2 separate regions of the Mus musculus genome follow, and region 2 is linked to region 1. The links are chromatin loops, found by intact Hi-C in ENCODE. Cell type or tissue: heart. All regions are shown on one strand. Links, peaks and the distances in the headings refer to the core of each region. The heading gives the core; the rest is flanking DNA.

Region 1 (7,564 bases), core at 2,871-5,370:
GGAAGGGGAGGAAGAAAACGATGTGATTTAATTTATTTAATTAAAATAACTCACTAGAGAAGTTGGCCTCAGCCAAAGCTGGGATCTGGTATTTAACCTGCCCTGGTTCCCTTAAAGGATGACTGACTGCATCAAGTACGAGCAGCAGCTGAGGGTCTCGGGACATCTCAATAAATTCTGTTAAGGCTTATAGCTCTCTGTAGCACACCACACCATATCCCCATCTTACAGAGGAAGATGTGGGTACAGAGGTCACAGGTGAGCTGCAGTTAGGGCAGGTAGGAGGGCTGGAGACAGGCCAGGCCTCTTCCTCCCCCCCACCCCCCACCGGTGACCCTCGAGCTCCCCCTGCTGTTGCTGGGTCTACACCCACAGACCCTTCAAAGTGCACTGCGACTGCAGTCTGCAGTAACTAACTGTTCCATGCCTCTGTCCCTGTGGCTGTGGGGATTCCCTTCTCCTCAGTGGTCCCCCCACATGGACCCAGACTTCAGCACTATGCTACATTATCCCCTAGTTCCCATACACCACCCTCACTCAGGCCACAGCAGCCAACTTCTGTTGTTCAAACTTGGATGAACATTACCACTGCACTCGAGGGGAAAACCCACCCTTCTTTTGGCCCCTAAGGCATTCATGAAGGTGGCCTTCCATGTCCTTCTATTGTGACCCCCCAGACCAATAAGCCCAGCTACACCAGCGGCCTGCCTCAGGCTCTTGGTCTCTATTGTGTCCCTCCCATTGCGAACCTTTGCCCACAGACACTAGCTTTCTTGTACCGGTCAAAGTTTCTACCTCAAATGTATCTGAGATGCCCTGGTCACTTCTGAGGGCCTGCTGCGTGTTCCCTCACCCCAGCCCTCCTCACCAATCCCTAGAGACTGAGCATCTCAAGTAACCCCTTAATTTTTGGCCTGTCCTGCTTCAGGAGGCCACAGGACATCCAGATGGCATCTTACTCTTTGCCAGAATTGTCTGTCCTGTCCACAGTCTGAGACAGCTCCCAGCCCCGAGAAACTGCTTAGCAAATATTAAACAAATGATAACTAACTTCATGTTTCTTTAGTATTAAGGTTAAAGATGACATTTCAGTAAAGGTGAAAATTTTTATTTTGCGTGCATAATAGCAAAAAATAAAAAAATAAGTGTCTTCTCAATTTCCCAGGGGAAACGGAGATAATGCTGCCCACGCTGCAGCGTTGAACGAAGCAGTTCTGAAACGGCACTAGCATCTCATGTCTCATACTCTAGAAGCCAAGTCTGAACTTGATGCCGCAAAGGCTTTGGGGCTCTTCCTCTACCCCATGATGCTTTTACTGTAGTGGACAAAGCACAAAGGTCACCATGTAACTGTTTTAGTTCATGGGCACTGTTGGTTCACGGTGCTAAGGAACTGTTCCCCACCTGCAGAATTTGTCATCCCAAACAAGAGCTCTATGCCACTCAAGGCTAACTCCCTACTCTCCCTGTGCTCGTCCTAGGAAGCGACTGTTCTGCTGTCAATCACCCGTCTGTCCGCAGGACGTCACAGGCAGAGCCAGCCAGCATTTACCTGGCTATTCCTTTTAGCATACTGTTTTCAAAGCTTATCCTTCCGGCATGGATCAATTCCACGCCTCTTTAAGACAGGGTGGAATTCCATCTCTTGGATGTACCACTGTTTATAATCTGTCAATAAACGTGTGCTGTTTCTACTCTCTGGTTTTTAATGAATAGCAACAGGAACATGGCTGTTAAGGTATCTAAGACCTTGCCTTTTGTTCTATAGAAACAAAAATAAAAATGAATTAATATTATTCAATCCTGGAGGGTCTGTTTCACCCACACCAGGATTCTAACTTGATGTCTAGTGGGCTCCCCAGAACTATATGCCCAGAAGGCTCTGCCTTACCAAAGGGAGCCTGAGCTTATAGGACATCTGTCTCCCTTCAGGGCTCCCACAGTGAAAGGAAACCAAACAACTTCAGTGCCCCACTCAAAATCACCCCAACCTCAACCTCCAATGAAGACAAAGTGGGGATAAAAATAAACTTTTATTCAAAGTTGAAACTGTTCTCCAACTTTATTCTTAGCAACAGACATTGCCTTTTCAGAGCAGGCTTCTAACGCCAGTGACAAGCCGAGGGCCCTGTCACCAGCACCTGACTCCCTAAGTATTAGTGCTGAGGAAGGAAGTGCCCCCCTTCCCAGATGTCCAACCCTGACTGCCTAGCAGAGCGGCAAGGACCAACTGCTACCACAGGATAACAGTAAGCAGCCCCAGGACCAGAGAGCAAGCCCCTTTTCCTGGACAGCCCCCATCAGGAAGGGACTTCCTGCTAGGTGGACTTTTCTGGCTAGTCTTCACCAGACCATAAGGTCCTCTTCTAAAGCACTCACTGCCAGAGGCAGTGATGGACTAAGCCACACTCTGCAGCATCCCCACGGGTACTTGGGATGCGTGGACAGAAGTCACAGCCTCCCCTTCCTGTGGTGGAAGTTATGACCTGGGATGCCAAGTCTGTAAAACTCATTTGCAAAGGGATTAAAAAAACAAACACCCAGATTTTAAAAAGCAAAAATAAACAAACAAACAAACAAACAAAACATTTATTTTTATATAAAAGTGCCAAAATATCCACCAATGTTGTACTCTATCGCGACAACCAGTTTACGCTAGGAATCAAAACACAAGGCCCTTTATTCACATTGCTCAAAGCTCAGTCCCTCACATGTTCCCACAGTAGCTGGAGTCTCTGGACAGGGGGAAGTTTGCATTGCGATTTGCTGTGCTAGTCCATATGTCCAGGTTCATGTAGGCACGGAACGGGTTAAAGCCCAGGTAGTACTCCTTGCACATGACCTGGTTTTCCATGTGGGTTGCATGCTCTGTGGCAGGGCTGATGGGGCAGCAGGTTTCATACACTTCACTTTGTGGGGCCCAGATGGAACCAAAGAGTCCAGACATGGGAGACAAGCTTCGGGTGCTCGTGAGGTAGGACTGAAGCGGAAACAAAGGTGGACAAGAGAACCAAAGGTTAGAAACCAAGAAGGGGCTTTCCAGACAAAACACTGAGACTGAAGAGATAGCCTAGGGGACACAGCCATGATGTCATGTCTACCTGCCTACCTGAGAGCTGTTAAACCATCCCAAACATTGCTATGACATTTTCATCTGATCTGTTAAGTCTATTTGCAATCTAAAGGGTTCAGTCAAATGTCTCCCGTGAAGAAATGTGTGGTGTGGGCACAAGGGGAGACAGTGTTGTGTGGTGTGGGTCTGAGGAGAGACAATGTTGTGTAGTGTGGGTGTGAGGAGAGACAGTGTGGGCACTACAGACAGCTGCAGAGCCCCTCTTTCACCTCTAACCCCACTGAAGGCCGCGGAGGCCACTGAAGGCCGTGACACAGACTTCCTGCCTGTCTCCACATTACAGCCTTCAGAAGGCGGCCACTACTCTTGTATATGAATCCCATCAGTCTGCCTGACCTGCACTCTGTGCTGAAGCGAGCAGAGCACAGGAAGAGAGAGCAGTGCAGGGGAACAGGAAGGGCGACACTCACTGGAGAGTTGACGAGACTGGCATGGCCCCAGGCAGCGGGCATGCTGGCCGGAGTGTTCCAGGTAGAGGGGGTGCTGTGGCCAATGAAGTCCGTCTGAACTTTCGAGGAGCAGGGGAAGCCATTGGTATAATTCATGTTTTCTGTGAGGGATGGGAGAAAAACTGTTGGTGAGGTGCTGAATTCTCAGTGGAGGATAAAGGCGGCCCTAACCCTGAGTGCAATCTGCATGCTAAGACAGAGCGCCCGGCAGGGCTGCATGTCTGTGCTCACTCATTACATGGGGATACTTCTAACACAGAGGTTAGAGTATTTCTAAAGAAGTGGACAGTGCCAAACTTCTTCCCTCCCCTCAAACCCAACAACATTCAGGGCCAGGTGCGGATGGAACCCTCGGGGCTCAGGCATTCTTGGATACACCTCCCAGCTACGTGCTCTCGATTTTGTTAATTACCAGCCCTCCTCACCCTCATCAACCTGCATATAGATCACATGGCCCCATAAAGCACTTACAAGTACTAAAGCTTTAATCCTAGGGGGACAGCTGCTGTAGCTCCCTCTTGTGGTTAGCTGGCTATAACGCAGTGTCAGAATCAACACCGGACACGTGGCTGGGAAGGGCAGTGCCAGCCAAGAGAAATGCTGGCCCAGCTGTATCCTGCAGTTTCCAGATACTCGGGGAATTCCCCAGCTCTTAATACTTATTGTAACACACGTGTTTTGATGGAGCACCTGTATGTGCCCACTATTCCTGCCCCAAGCTTGGTTCCCTCCTTCAGGGTTCCCCAGACCCAGGGGTAAAGTCGGGACGCGCTGAAGAATGAGTCTATCCCATAGGAGAGTCTCCTGCTGAGAAGTTGTGGCCCTGTTCTCCAATAAAACAGCTGCCCTGTTCAGGCTATAGAGCCATAAGTGACTCAGTTCAACCTAATTTACAGGACGCAGTGGGATGAGGTTACACACAGAAGACCCCAGACACCAGAGCAAGGGCTGCCGGGAGGGTCCATTTGAAATTGCCTCTTCCCATGTGCACAAGTGGATCCAAGTAGCAGCCCCCTCAAGGATCATCCAGGCTGCACACTGTTAGGTGCACAGGCACCTTGCTTGACTTCTGAGAATGCAAGAGTGCATTGGCAATGACCGAGTGCCTTACCTTCTGGGAAGGCATTGTAATCGTTCAGTTCCAGAGGGCAGTACACACTGGGAAATTGGCCTTCGCAGGATGCACTCCAATCAATGAAACTGCTACAAAAAAACAAACAAAAATCAAGGACTAGCTTCAAGTACAGCACGCCAAGAAAGGAGTAAAGACAGAGGAATGGCTCTACTGCCCTGCATCCTCATCTGCAAGTCTCCAGGATAGGGACATAAGCAGTGTGTTCTGTCAAGTCAGAGCCAGAGGCTTAGCTTCTTGCCAAGGACATTGTACCTGCAGGACAGTTGGCTGGGTCAAGGGCACGCTGCCTTCCAAACCGCATCTGTTAGCTAGACACGGAATCTGGCGCAGCTGTATTAGCACCATGGGAAGACAAGGGGACCCTCAGTGCCCCAGTATACACCTGAAGAGCTCTGTCATGCTGCTCCTGCTAATCAAATGTCCAGCTGTCCCCAGATTACAAGCAGCATCCAGCTTGGAAAGGTCAGCACTGTAACCTGTCTGGTACTGCGGTCACTGCAGGCTGCGGTGCATTACAGGAATAAATAAGGTGGGGATACTGTTACAATGAGCCGTCAAGTGGGTCCTGTGACATCAGACACTGACATTTGCCAGGTCCCCTCACTGAGTAACAATAGTATGGCAGACTGAAGCAACCGCTATTGTGTAACAATTTGCTGATATCAGATTTCTGATCCGTTTCAGTTTGTAAGTGTGTTCAAGAATAAGCCACAGGAAAATAAAGATCTGCCCGGGAGAAGGTAATAGGAGCACTTCAGATTTGTTCCACGTATGAAATCATGCTTTCAACCTATAGGGGAACGCCAGGTGGGGCTACCAGCTGTACTGCTCTGACTTCATGTTCCTCACAGCGGCTGCTGTTGGACAGCACAGTGTAACTCCAGAAGGCAGAAAACACAAAGCTCCCAGGCATAGTCCGAGTATCTGGGATTGCCCTGAGCTCCAGCTCCGGCTCTAGTTGCCAAGCGGAGCTGTATAAGAGCAGTGGGGCCTACCTGTCAGGGATGGAGGTGGGCTCCTGAGACACCCCTGGGGCACCGTTCTCCACTGGGCAGTTGAAGCTGCTGGTCAGACACACTGGCTGGGAAGGCCACAGGCCTCCGGGTGGATACAGACCTGAGGGTTCAAGGAGGAAGGTTTAAGAGCAGAACACAGCATGGCAGAGTCCACACGGCAATTCTTTTTTTGTTTGTTTGGTTTTTTTTGTTTGTTTTTTCGAGACAGGGTTTCTCTGTATAGCCCTGGCTGGCCTTGAACTCAGAAATCTGCCTGTCTCTGCCTTCCAAGTGCTGGCATTAAAGGCGTGGCAATTCTAAGTCTGGTGGTTCAAGGCTCTCTGAGGGCCTTTCTGCTGAAGATGTGACTGCAGACAGGGAGTGAGTCAGATGCGTCTGGAAGCTCCAGCTAGGTGGGGAGCAGTCTGAGAAGGTCCAAAGTGGGTGGTACTGGGTCTCCACAGAGAAAAACCATGATTAAAGAGTGAGGGAGGGAGGGACTAGGGGCTGACTGGACTGGCACTGTGCTTGGGTGGGAAAACCCTGGCTGCTGAGCAGTGGGAGTGCTGGGCAGAAGTTCCTATGGCTACACCCATTTTACACATTCAGCCAGCAGACATACTGGGGCCTGCAGCAGGACAGCAGGCAGACACGCCGGCTGCTGGACAGAGACATGGGTTCCTCTCCTGCAACATCTACATCCATCTTGTTCAGGTGTCTTTCTGAGGCTGCTCAGGACACTCGACATTGGTGTAGCTGACAAAATGGCAACTATCCCTCTCAGGAAACCTATGTCTCATTCTGTCACACAGCTGCCAGTCTAGGAGGGCTGCACCTTCCCTGCCAGGCCGCCTTAGCACTGCATGTAACATGCCTAGCTTTCACAAGAGCCAAAGGAAGCACTACACTTCTGGTATGGGACCACCACTGCCTGCCATACCACACAGGGCGGAACCAATGTCTGCCTGTGGCTCCACCAGGAACACGCAGCAAGCTCAGGAGAACAATGCTTCCCACCCATCAAGTCTTGGGTTCCCTAAAACCAGGAGTCCATCCCGGTCTGTGTTATCCCTGCAGCAATGGAGGAAGAACTGACAGACGAAGCTCACGTCTCTTGATGTCCTGTGAGACTTGTCTAAGCCAGAGTCTCTTGTTTCCAGACAAGACATTAACTTCTGAGTAGGAAGAAAAATCTCAGGGGCTTCCCAGCCCTGACAGTCATGTCATCCCACTTATGTGTAACACATAATGGCATGCAGTAAAAAGGAGGAAGGCAGAAGGAGGTCACCTGTCAGGCCGTCAGAAAGGACTTCTGGGAGCAGGTAGTCAGGGAGGAGACGGGGAGCAAGCTGCCAGGCTCTACAGACTGAGACGGGGAGGGTGACCCGGGAAAGAAGGCCCCAGGATGACTGAGATCGGGGCCTAGGCCGTTAGAAAGAGGGACTGGAGGTGCGAGCACTGTGTACAGTAGCTGTTAGACTCCGAACAAAGGTGTTCAACCACAAGTTGGCTGTAAGATAGTTTACATTTCAGGAGAGAGGCCCAAGCTATAGACACAAATCTGAGAGATGTGGGAATTCAAGATGAGACTTGAAGTTTTAAATGTGGAGAAGACTGGCAGAGGGGCCAACCACAGAAAAGAGGGACGAGCAGGAATCAAGGCTCAGGCTCTGGAGAACCAGGGTTCCTCTGGGGTGATGAGGAAATGAATGCGCAACCACGACAGAAACTGGTCTATGGGGACCAAGGATGGGGTAACACTGCCATGTCAGGGGCTTGACTTCTGCTTCAGGGGAGCAGTGGTGAGAAGGTGGGGACACAGGCATTGAGGGCGAGGACAGAGGGAGCTGTC
Region 2 (7,564 bases), core at 2,932-5,431, 610 kb before region 1:
TTCCCTCAGGAGTTTAAGGACCATTGCTTGCATGTACCATATTTTCTGTCGCCACTCTTCTGCTGATAGACTTTTGACATTGTCACTGCCTCCCAGAGACCCTCATCTCTAGTCTCTTGCATAAATATCCAGAAATGATGTTACTGGGGTGTATGGTCCTTTAATTATAATTAAAAGCATCTTAAAACTTCTGTAACTTCTCTGGAAAGACAGGGCTTTATGATTATTTAACTAATTTTGAAAATATTTTTGAGGAATTATCACAATGTTTTCCGATAGTGTGCGAGAGTTTGGACTTCTCTGTTTCCCTACCAACTCTTCTTTATTGTTTATTGCTCTATAATAATGCTACTATGGTAGTTGTTATGTGACAGATTCTTCCTAGAGAGATGTGACACACACACATTTGTACACACATATACTCACACTCACTCACACTCATACACATGCATTCACACACACACACATGCACATATGCTCACACTCATCATGCACACCAAACACACACATGCAAACACACACACACACACAAACACACACACACACACACACACACACACAGAGAGAGAGAGAGAGAGAGAGACAGAGAGAGAGAGAGAGAGACAGAGAGAGAGAGAGAAAGCACAGACATTCTATTGAACAGTTTGTTGATAACTGCTTTGTAGGTAGCTCATATCTCATGGTCCAAGGGTTCAGGAACAACCACTGTGAGTCTTTGAAGTAGTGAATGCTGCTAGAAATACAGCAAAGTGGCCATATGCCAAATCAAGATCATTATGCAAGGGTTCTAGTGTGCAAATGTGCCCTTGGATTGTGTAAGCCAACATCGATCAGTAACTGAAAATTACATACAGGTTTTAATGGCTGAATTATTTTGCTCATCAGTAACATTGTTTTTTACATCAGTTGTAGCATTTTAATTTTTACATCAGCATTTACTAGGGTCACTCACTCTGTACAAATGTCACTCACTGCCAGTTCAGAGGTCTTGCTGTCACTGTGTTGTCAGATGCCACCCACTATGCTTGTTTTAAAATGTGATGTGATAAAAGGGTATACAAAAATCTCAACCCCGTGAATTTGGAAATGAACTTCTCTTTATGTAATTTTTCAGGATGTTTAAGAAACTTATGGATTACGATATAATTGTCTGTAAAATAGTGATTTCAACATGAACTTAAGGCAGGAGGATCTCAGATGTAAACTATTTGGCCAGCTGTGAAGAACATTATTTGGAATGAGAATCAATGTGTCAGATTTGGAAGCTGTGAGCATAGTTGGCTCTACTCTGTTGGGAAATTTTATCAGAACATTTCTCAGATCCTGACATATGGTTCCCTTCTGAGGCTCACATGAACACCACCTAAGTGCCCAGCTGACAAGAGATTCTCCAGACACAGGCTCATGGTCTTTGCAAGCTCTCCTCAGAGCTGATTTAATGCTACTTTAAATGCTTTCCAAGATGCCCAAGGAAGGTCTGTTTCAGCCTCTTAAAAAGGAAGAATAAACTTGAATTGTGTCTTAGTAATGCTGGCCTCATGAATCTTGAGCTATTACAATGGCTATTTCTCTTGAGGTATTTTTCAAAGACAAAATGATAATTGAAGAATGTATCCATATGAGATGGGAGTTTTTTCCTCTTACAAGACTCATGTTTCTAATAAAAATAAATGGCATAGTGAGTTTTCCTACAGCCTCAATGTATATAATGATGAGTAATTATTAAACAACTATTTTCAAGGTCCTTCTCAATATTTAATTATTTGAAGAAAATATTAGGGAGTCAATCATCCTAAAAGAAATACACAACAGTTATTATTTTATGATGGCTGTCTGTGTAAAACACTGTACACACACGGAGTTGTGTGGTTCAACAGTAGGATAGAAAAGTGGCTTTTTGTGAAGTTTATTGTCTGTGTTGCAAAACATTTTATTTGCCCTTTATTGTTAATAAAGCAAGTGGCAAGTAACCAAGAGTCAGTATAAGAGATGCCAACTCCTTAACAGAAATCAAATGTCTGAACAATGGAGTCATATACACATTTTAATAACTTGTTTGCTTCTAAGTGTGTCATGCATCATAGACTATATGTTATTAGTATCATAGATGCTTTTGAAGGTGAGGGAAATGTTCTGTAGACTAACGACTTTGCTGTAGGCCTCTCAGGTATAGGCTAGACTTTTAAATTTGTCATTTGTCTTTACAACTCAATTTGACTTTCTGACTAAGAACATTAACTTTCTGTTGTAGATAATATATGAATATGAAGTTGGCTCAATAAATGTCTTTCTCTTTTTTTATGATTCACTCACTTTCAAAGAGAACTGAGTTTTCAATTGAGTAAAGCGATGTAAGCTGTGGTAGAGTAAGCAAGCAGTCTTAAGATGACATCCATAGCTCACTGTGTCTTCTCTTTCAAAGCAGGCTTGCTGAGGATAGCCTGCCCTTTGGATTATGAAGTGAAAACTCAGCATATCCTGACCCTCGTGGCCCATGATGGTGGCATGCCAGCACGCTCTTCATCCCAGACTCTGACAATCACTGTCCTTGATGTAAATGATGAGACACCAGCATTTAAGCAACTTCTGTATGAAACTTCAGTTAAAGAAAACCAAAGTCCAGGGGTGTTTGTTACAAGGGTTGAAGCTGAAGACACGGATTCAGGTAATCTGAAAAATAGGTAGTAGATGCTATTAAAAAAAAAGCATGTAAGAGTTATATAGTTAATATAAAATAGTACTCATGGGAGAGAGTAGCCTATGAGAGACATAGATAACACAGTAGGAAAATGGCTGCCAGGGAGCCGAGTAACCTGGGTTGGCTTTCTGGAACCCATGATAGAAGATAAATGATTCTGGAGTGTTCTTTTTAGACTTCCACACATGTGCTATACCGCATGTGTACTGTGCATGTACTTACCCATAAACACTAACAGTAAACAAATTAAGAAAAATAATAGCTATGGGGAAACAGAGTTACCACTTACCTCAAATATCAAGTATTTTCAAAGCATACATGAAACGAAAAGCTGTAGCTGGTGCTTGTTTTTGTCTAGCATCTGTTTGTGTTGATCCTTATTATTATCTGGAGTGGCACCTGCCTAATAAACACATAACTTATTGATTTTCACGAGGATGCAGCAAGCAGAGGTACCCACGTGGCCACATTTATCTCAGCACACTGGATGCACTGAGCGTGAGAAGTGTAGTGCTTCTTCATCTCCTCAGTGCTTCTTCATCTCCTCAGTGCTTCTTCATCTCTTCAGTGCTTCTTCATCTCCTCAGTGCTTCTTCACCTCCCCAGTGCTTCTTCATCTCCCCAGTGCTTCTTCATCTCCCCAGTGCTTCTTCATCTCCCCAGTGCTTCTTCATCTCCCCAGTGCTTCTTCATCTCCTCAGTGCTTCTTCATCTCCTCAGTGCTTCTTCATCTCCCCAGTGCTTCTTCATCTCCTCAGTGCTTCTTCATCTCCTCAGTGCAGGACAGGCTCGCTCCAAGGGCTCATGAGCTCACGTCACACAGCCCAAGTTTGAATCTCAGAATTATCTCTCCCTAAAGCTGTGCAACTTGGAAGAAGTTACTAACCAACCTCTCTGTTCTTCTTGTCTGTAAAATGGAGACAATTGTGGTGCTTAATATGTCGTCCTGTTAGAAGTATGAAGGCATGACTGTGTGGAAAGAAAGACTGTATGAATATCTGGCACAGTCAATAGCAATGTCAACTACCATTTTTAGTTTTACAATGAACACAGAATAGAGACACAAAAATCTAAAATGGGCAGTTACGGTGGCAGGGAATTCATGAGTGTCTCCGACTTGCTCTTGAACAGCGCTGAGGCTCTTTGGATGTCTAAGGCACAGTAGATTTAATGACATTCCGTTTTTATTTTAAACTAAATCGTGATAAAATTGACAGCTCGGTGTTTCAGGTTTTGCTATTAACAGCACTTTCTGAGTTTTCCCATCAGAATTATTGCAAACCATCTAATTAACCAGTCTTTAAAACTTACATTTGTAAAATTTGCACTTACGTTTCCACAACCCCGAGAGGGCTCTCAGTGGTGTTTCTCCCATAAATGTTGATCAGAAGAGTAAACGATAGATTTCTTTAGCTTTCAAACTAAGTTCTAAATTGCTCAGCTGCTCTGATCTCTTGGGAAACACCACTGTGCATCGATGAGCCTTTGATGTGAATTTGTCTAACATGTTTAGGGACGCTTTTCAAGGGCTAACGTAATTTTCCCTCTTTGACCAGAGAGGGGCAGTGTGATCAAAGACTTTTCCTCGGACATGGACAGAACAGAGCATGCTCACAGCTGCTCTCGGTCCCTGCTTAGAAGTTAGCGCTTTTCCATCCCTGTTTGCTTTTGGGTGACAGGAACAATGGGGAACACACTCAAGCTGCCCGTTTCACAGTGGTCCTAGTTCAGCAATGTTCTCGTCCATGGTTGCTGCTGTAACCATCAGCAGGAGCCTCCGAAGGATCGCGTAGGCTGAAGACACTGCTGATGAGCAGCTTAGCAGCCTGCAATCTTTTTTTCCCCCTTGGCCACACTTCGTTAATTTTATTGCCTGTACAGGATTCTACTATATACAGGCATTTCTTTTTCTTTTATATTTGAAAAGATGAAAAAAAATTTCTACCCCCCTCTCTGAAAGTATTAACAAGACTGCCATATGCAAATCTGTCTACTTTTTCTTTCTTCCTTCCTTCCTTCCTTCCTTCCTTCCTTCCTTCCTTCCTTCCTTCCTTCCTTCCTTCCTTTCTTTCTTTCTTTCTTTCTCTCTCTCTCGTTCTTTCTTTCTTTCTTTCTTTCTTTCTTTCTTTCTTTCCTTCTTTCTTTCTTTTTCCTTCCTTCCTTCCTTCCTCCCTCCCTCCCTCCCTCCCTCGCCCCCCTCTCTTTTTCTTTTTTCTTTCTTTGCTGTGTAGTTACTTTCTTTTGAGTTGAAACCTTATCATTATAGACATCAAAAATACAACTGAAAATTCAGATGTACAGTTATTACTTTTGCAGCTTTACACTTGTGGATGTTTAAAGTACAACTTAACATCCCCCCCAAACTTCATCTCATCTTACATGTCTTGGAGATGGTTTGGATTACTGAAAGATTTTTGTTTTCTTTTTTTATCAAATTGATAAAAATTTTAAAAATATTTTTGGAGAATTTCATACAAGTACTGTATTTACTGTGTTTTTAATGAAGCCAGATCTGTTAAGCGATTAAGCAGGTGTTTTTGTAAATACATATGAGTGTGTGTGTGTGTGTGTGTGTGTGTGTATTTGAATATATTTCTTCTGGATCTTTTTTCTTTTTGTGTTTTTCCCCTTTCCTTTTCTTTTTCTTCTTTTTGCACTTAGTGGGTTAAAAGAATGGAACAGGATTATGCATGAGAATTAAATGACGTACTTGGGATTTTAACATAACTGGCATCGGGTTGGAATTTATGAATGGTTTACTTTATAGTATGTATTAAAGAAATACTATAGTGTTACTTAATACCAGAGAGCTGAGCATATGTGTTCTGGCATTCTAGAATGCAGATTTTTGAAACGTAACCACTCAGTGCTGTTTGGCATTCGAAGTCCAAAGGGATTTGAATGTTTATATTGTGTGACTCACTCTAAATCTAGCAGGATTTTTTTCTTGTATTAAAAGGAGAAAAAAAAAACAACTACTAGATTTTAACTGAGGTATTAAAATTTTCCCAGTATTTGGTTCCATAACAAGAGCTCCATTGTTAGTGCATAGAGCTGACTGTGGCTGCCTCTGGCTCCCCGGAGGAAGAGGCACCTCGCAGGGCAGATGGCTTTGGGGTTATGGCACTTGCTCAGTAGTGGTGAAATGTGACACCTTAGCAAAACAGTGCATTGGTCAGTAAGATGGGAGTTTCTATTCTGTGCAAATGTCCTCTGTACCCAGTGCCATCCTGAAGAAACTACATATGGTCTCCAGACAGGACTTTCTCTTTGTGCAAGGTACTGCAGTACCCTGACAGGAATTTCTCTGTGTGTGAGGTACAGCTGTGCCCTTCAAACCCAGTCTTGGAGTCAGGGGAAAGCACAGTACTTCCCTGACTCTAATTCGGACACCACTTCTCATGATATGCATCTAACATCAGATATGTAAAATGTAGGAGAAAAGTTTTAGAACAAAAGGCAGACATTAAGTAGGAATTCCTCGCCTCTCCGACTCTGGAGTACTCCGTGTTCTCCTCATAAGAGCCATTGTGTACACTTTTCAAGAGAAGTCGTACACACGCCCATTAAATCAAGAGGCTAAATTATCTTTATTATCATTGTTATCACTATCTGGGCATGAAACCAGGGGTTGGCACATCTTAGGCAAGTGGTCTATCATGAGCTTCATCCCCATCCCTAGATACTAAAATATTCAAATATATGGCAGTTTTAAATATCTTCTCTCAATAGCAGACAATAGGGCTGACTATTAAGTTTTTATTGTCAACTTCTTGATCATGGTATCGCTCCTGCTGGGCAAGCATAATGTCACTTTCTTTATGAAGATGTATTTCCTCTGGCCATCTACTGCTGCAGATATCCACCGATTGCTCACAGGAACTCTGCTGTAGTTGCTCATCAGTCTGCTTTCTGAATCTTTACCAACAGCCCTTGCTGGTTTTAGGTTCAGTCCAGCCCAGCGGTGCATTAGAAAGCTATAGGATCCTGGCGCCACCCAGTCTTATTTGTTCTCTTCCTGATTCCAGAAACTTTCAATTTAGGCCATTGGGAATGTAAGATCTTGAACTTCTCAATCTGAGGCCGTTGCTAGAGGAAACAACGTAACATGCTTTGTATAGGGTTAGTCTACTTCTGCTAACATCTTACTAATGTCCTGTTGACCTTTTGTTGGTGTTTGGTTGACCCACACTATGTCGATTTTTCTCTATATGGATTCCAACTATAAATGCACTTAGAGAAAGGGGGAAATGTGTAAGGACCAGTCATTATCTCACACTGAGATTGTCTTTGTTAAAACTTTGGTCTAAACTCGGACTTTGTTGTATTTGTTGACTATCTCCCTTCTACACTATAGACCCGGATTTAGTATATTTTGCTTTCTTTTAGCCCAGATTCTTGTGGTAGCCAGACATACAATGTAAGCACTCAATGGAGAAAGCAAGGCTCACGAGTCATAAATGGCTTCAGGTTGTTTGAAATATATGAATTTACTTATTTATTTACCTCCTCCCCAACAATAAGTGAAGCACGTCCTCTTTTGGCTTTAGAAATGTCTGAGGGTGTGGGCATTGGAAAATAGAATAATATGTATTATTCCTAGTAGACAGAAAGTGTTAATAAGTCTTCACAATCCAATGTTATATTCTGCTGCGAGTCATAGGTCTTTCTCTTGTAGTTTAAATTGGTTTTATATATATTTCCAAGGTGTGTGTCAATATGGATTCTTATCTCCCTATAACCTACATTTCCATCTTGGTGCCCACCACACTGCAGGCTCTGGCTGTGGGTGTCAGTGGACTTTTTCATTCCTTTGTCTCTGTTGTGTATCTGCCGTTCAATGCAGGTCAAGTCTTCAAGAACATT

The links. Peaks named below come from ENCODE experiments on the same cell type or tissue, not always from the same donor. Only the 100,000 strongest peaks of a DNase experiment are listed, where the experiment ranks them.
Region 2: it touches region 1 in a loop (7-fold over the local background); 9 of 42 quality-filtered maps call a loop at or near these places.

What each region holds. Positions count from the first base shown.
Region 1 is chr3:83,895,634-83,903,197 of GRCm38, forward strand. Tmem131l (transmembrane 131 like) reads right to left here. Exons shown (of 35, transcript NM_172681.4): 32 at 5,713-5,833; 33 at 4,694-4,785; 34 at 3,544-3,683; 35 at 2,654-2,980. The coding sequence ends at 2,708. Among named protein-coding and RNA genes, the nearest start is that of Tlr2, 58 kb to the left of the region's middle. In heart, for the core only: a CTCF peak has its summit at 4,105 (motif pointing left); a DNase peak (open chromatin) is centred at 4,128.
Region 2 is chr3:83,282,779-83,290,342 of GRCm38, forward strand. Dchs2 (dachsous cadherin related 2) reads left to right here. Exons shown (of 20, transcript NM_001357165.2): 10 at 2,426-2,665. Among named protein-coding and RNA genes, the nearest start is that of Gm10710, 160 kb to the left of the region's middle. In heart, for the core only: a CTCF peak has its summit at 4,257; no DNase peak of the experiment used is centred there; H3K4me3 peaks cover 420 bases; H3K27ac peaks cover 220 bases; H3K27me3 peaks cover 351 bases.